Linked DNA regions of Homo sapiens: region 1 is linked to region 2. Evidence: read pairs that join two places in POLR2A ChIA-PET (ENCODE). Cell type or tissue: GM12878. All regions are shown on one strand. Region 1 overlaps COMMD1 (copper metabolism domain containing 1). Region 2 overlaps COMMD1 (copper metabolism domain containing 1).

What was found. Peaks named below come from ENCODE experiments on the same cell type or tissue, not always from the same donor. Only the 100,000 strongest peaks of a DNase experiment are listed, where the experiment ranks them.
Region 1: POLR2A ChIA-PET joins it to region 2 with 9 read pairs; 3 of 35 experiments call an interaction of 5 or more read pairs at or near these places.

What each region holds. Positions count from the first base shown.
Region 1 is chr2:61,907,554-61,910,053 of GRCh38, reverse strand. The region is part of intron 1 of COMMD1 (copper metabolism domain containing 1); the gene reads right to left. Among named protein-coding and RNA genes, the nearest start is that of COMMD1, 3.1 kb to the right of the region's middle. In GM12878, no CTCF peak of the experiment used is centred here; no DNase peak of the experiment used is centred here; H3K4me3 peaks cover 238 bases.
Region 2 is chr2:62,065,219-62,067,718 of GRCh38, reverse strand. The region is part of intron 2 of COMMD1 (copper metabolism domain containing 1); the gene reads right to left. Among named protein-coding and RNA genes, the nearest start is that of B3GNT2, 130 kb to the left of the region's middle. RefSeq lists an enhancer at 1,492-1,711. In GM12878, no CTCF peak of the experiment used is centred here; DNase peaks (open chromatin) are centred at 1,378 and 2,386; H3K4me3 peaks cover 626 bases; H3K27ac peaks cover 1,528 bases.

The DNA of each region.
Region 1 (2,500 bases), 160 kb after region 2:
TTGTGATTAACAGGCAAAGCTAGAGAGGGTCAATGTCCCAGTCAAGTAGGATAGGAGGGCTCCATTCTAAACAGAAAACAGAACCAGTACAAAAGCCAGGAATCACTACATAACACCTTGGCACACAACATGAAAGTCAGAGGGAAGGGCTACAGCTCAGGGAGCACCTGAACCTGAAAACATGGCCTGTGAAATATATTTCCAGGCAGTTGGCAATAAGGAGGCTGTTAACACGTGTGTCCGCTGTATCCCCTGCTGGGAAGTACATGTCCCCTCCTTCCTTCCTTTGCTTCTACCCTCTTGTCACCCTTCATTTTCACTTTCTTCACAGACCATGATATTACATAGATAACTGAAAGTATGAACTCTGTTGTCATTTATATGAAAAATGTACATCCTGCTTAAGAGCAGCAATAGAAGTTAGCAAGATTATAAGAATAAAAGGTTGTTTCATTTTTTTCTTGCCTCCTCCACCAATACTCCACATTGGTTACCCCCATATTGTGATCAAACTGGACTATTCACCATTTCCTGAACCTGCTTTTTTCCTACCCCACCCATGCTATGTTCTTAACTCAGAATCCTGTATACGGCTACCCTTCATCTCAGTCTAAAATATGCTATACTTTCTTCAAGGGCAGCAAAAATGGCATATCTAAGAAGCCTGCCAGAAAGAACTGATATCTCTTAATCTATCTTCAGGTGCTTACTCACAATTCTATTTACAAATACAATCACATCCTTGCATCATGCTTATTTGTGTATGTTCCCTCTTACTGCAGATAGAGGTTCTATCTGCAAAACCTTTCAGTGTAAAAATCATGTTTGTGCCAGGCGCGGTGGCTCATGCCTGTAATCAGCACTTTGGGAGGCCGAGGCGGGCAGATCATCTGAGGTCGGGAGCTCGGGACCAGCCTGACCAACGTGGAGAAACCCCATCGCTACTAAAAATACAAAATTAGCCTGGTGTGGTGGTGCATGCTTGTAATCCCAGCTACTCAGGAGGCTGAGGCAGGACAATTGCTTGAACCTGGGAGGCAGAGGTTGCGGAGAGCCGAGATTGCACCATTACTTACACTCCAGCCTGGGCAACAAGAGCGATACTCCGTCTCAAAAAATAATATTAAAACAAAAATAAATTAAAATCATGTTTGTTTTTTATGTTTCCATAAGAATTAGAGAAATTTGGCAGGGCTCAGTGGCTCACGCCTGTAATCCCAGCACTTTGGGAGGTGGAGGCAGGTGGCTCACGAGGTCAGGAGTTCAAGACCAGCCTGGCCAAGATGGTGAAACCCCGTCTCTACTGAAAAACAAAAAAACAAAAAAATTAGCCGGGCGTGGTGGCTGGTGCCTGTAATCCCAGCCACTCGGGAGGCTGAGGCAGAGAATTGTTTGAATCCGGGAGGCAGAGGTTGCAGTGAGCTGAGATCACGCCACTGCACTCTGGCCTGGGCAACAAAGCGAGACTCGTCTCAAAAAATAATAATTAGAGAAATTTAACCCTCAGTGTTGCTTTTAAGTTAAATAAAGGCTGGGTGCAGTGGCTCACGCCTGTAATCCCAGCACTTTGGGAGGCTGAGGCAGGCAGATCATGAGGTCAAGAGATCAAAACCATCCCGGCCAACATGGTGAAACCCCATCTCTCCAAAAATTACAAAAATTAGCTGGGCGCTGCAGTGCATGCCTGCAGTCCCAGCTACTCGGGAGGCTGAGGCAGGAGAATCACTTAAACCCGGGAGGTGGAGGTTGTAGTGAGCCGAGATGGCGCCACTGCACTCCAGTCTGGCAACAGAACGAGACTCCGTCTCAAAAAAAAAAAAAAAAAAGAGTTCAATAAAGATTGGAACTGAATGTCATCCTGAGCCCACGGTTTCAGCCCTATGTAAAACAATCAAAGGCATATCCCTTCGTTCCTCAGACTAATCAGTGTGCTGCCAGGCACCTGCAAATCTTCTGTTGCCTACTCCCAACACCAAGAGAGCCATGCCACTCCACAACACAGAGCCACTTGAAAACTTCAAGTATCCTGGATATTATTATTCAGCAATGTATTTAAAATAAAGTAAAGCCGGATGCAGTGGCTCACACCTGTAATCCCAGCACTTTGGGAGGCCAAGGTGGGCAGATCAGCTATCAGGAGTTCAAGACTAGCCTGGCCAACATGGTGAAACCCTGTCGCTACTAAAAATAAAAAAATTAGTCAGGCGTGGTGGTGGACACCTGTAATCTCAGCTACACAGGAGGCTGAGACAGGAGAATCACCTGAACCCGGGAGGCGGAGGTTGTAGAGAGCGGAGATCACACCATTGCACTCCAGCCTGGGCAACAAAAGCAAAATTCCATCTCAAAATAAAAATAAAATAAGAGAGTTTTCAGGCAAACTCTTCCCTGGGTATCCTGCTGTTTTATCTCCTAACAAAACAAATGAATCAAAATGTCGTCCACCTAGAGAGGAGAAGTAGCCCCCAATGTTTGGAGATTCTAAAGCATTACCTACACA
Region 2 (2,500 bases):
AACAGGCCTTGCTTAGTTACCCTCAGTTTATTACCATAGGATCATATCCCTACTTTTGTCCAATCATACTTCTAAATAACTGTCCATTCTTCATCAAAACTAGGCATAAAAAATAGTTTTCCCTGGGTCTCTGTGTCTTCATTTTTGAAGGCTTCCATGTCATGTAAAACTAATATTAAATAAATTTGCAAGCTTTTCTCTTGTTACTCTGTCTTGTTATGAAGCATCAGCCATAAACTTTTTTCTCCCCTTTAACTTGAAGTCATACAACTCTATGGGGCTTGGGGAAAATAATGTCTAACAACAAAAGAGTGTTAAAGATCAAGTAAGCAAACAGGAAAATACCTAGAATGAACTATACAAATAGAAGATTTGTTCCGATTTTTCATTTAGAAAACTAATTTTAAGTACTTATAAGGACCAAGTTCCGTACTTTTTTCCACATCTAACATTGAAACTTGAACCTAGGATTTTTTTTTTCCTTTTTTTTTTTGAGATGGAGTTTCGCTCTTGCCACCCAGGGTGGAATGCAGTGGCACCATCTCTGCTCACCGCAACCTCCGCCTTCCGGGTTCAAGCGATTCTCCTGCCTCAGCCTCTTTAGTAGCTGGGATTACAGGCATGAGCCACCATGCCCGGCCGGAACCTAGGATTTTAACAATAACAAATAGCCCATCAATCTATATAGATTTGGGCTGGGCACGGTGGCTCAAGCCTGTAATCCCAGCATTTTGGGAGGCCAAGGCGGGCAGATCACATGAGACCAGGAGTTTGTGATCAGCCTGGCCAACATGGTGAAACCCTGTCTCTACTAAAAATACAAAACTTAGCCAGGCATGGTGGTGCACATCTGTAATCCCAACTACTCGGGAGGCTGAGGCACAAGAACTGCTAGAACCCAGGAGGTGGAGGTTGCAGTGAGCCGCAATCCCACCTCTGCACTCCAGCCTGGGTGACAGAGCAAGACTGTGTCTCAAAAACCAAAAAAAAAAATCTATATACATTTGATCTTGCTTTAGGCCAGGCGCGGTGGCTCACACCTGTAATCCCAGCACTTTGGGAGGCCAAGGCGGGCAGATCACGAGGTCAGGAGATGGAGACCATCCTGGCTAACATGGTGAAACCCTGTCTCTACTAAAAATACAAAAAATTAGCCAGGCATGGTGGCAGCCACCTGTAGTCATGAACCTGGGAGGCAGAGCTTGCCGTGAGCCGAGATCGCACCACTGCACTCCAGCCTGGGTGACAGAGCGAGACTCCATCTCAAAAAAAAAAAAAAAAAGATTTGATCTTGCTTTGCATCCCTGATCAGTCATTACAGAAGTGAAGCGGCTGTAGTCAAAATTTCCCCTCATTTTTCCCTGGGAGTTTAGGCATTTTCATTATCACTTTGCCCTCTTCTCCTCCCTCAACCTAAGTATAGGTATCTGAATGCTAAACAAAGATCATTTTAAGGGCTAGAGCACAGTAGTGGGGGAAAAAAAAAGTGGGGTAGGGAGTATCTGTGGGTCATTTTAGGAAATAACGGTAAGATTAGAAATGACAAATAATTCAAGAATCCAGTTGTCCTCTCTCCAATTTTATCTTTCAGAAGAAATAAGGACAAGTACCCTTAGTCAATTCAAATTAAACCCCAGTAATGCCAGTTTCACTGCGTAAAATCAGCCAGATTGAGTGGGAAATTCTAATATACCTCTAGGGTGCTAAGTGGAAAGACCCAATTTCTACACCTGAGTCTGTCTCACACTCCTTCCATTGTGACTAGCTATTTCCCACTCTTATTTCTCTCTTTTTCTCTTATTTTTCTTTCATAGCTTTCAAGATTCTAATTTAACAATTAAACTGCATAACAATTCAAATCATCACAGAGGTTTCCAATTAAATGGTTCCTCCTAAATTACACAGAAACATCTACATTAATTTTTGCTTTGAGGTATAATCTATCAAAAGTTTCACCCTGAAGACTTTTACTAAAAACAAATGAACGATTATAATAAACATCATACCTTCATGATCTAAATGGTACTATTTCTGGTAAAGCATTTGAAATGAAAGCAACAATTAAATTTCCAGTTACCTTTAAAGTAAGTATATATAAGGGCCAGGTGTGGTGGCTCATGCCTGTAATCCCATCAGTTTGGGAGGCTGAGGCAGGGGGATGGCTTGAGCCCAGGAGAGACAATGCTGGGCAACATATGAGACTGTGTCTCTACACACACATAAAAAAAGTAGTCAGGTGTGGTGGTGCATGGCTGTTGTTCCAGCCACTCAGGAGGCTGAGATGGGAGACTTGCTTGAGCCCAGGAGGTCACACCACTGCACTTTAGCCTGGGTAACAGAGCAAGACCCTATCTAAAAAAAAAAAAAAAAAAAAAAAAAAGTAAGTACATATAAAATGTCACTATTGTACTTTACTGAGTCATGGTGACCTGGAGTTATAATTAGTTTTGTTCATATGTTCTGAATCTCTGCAGGCTATTGATAGAATTTCAAGCTTCAT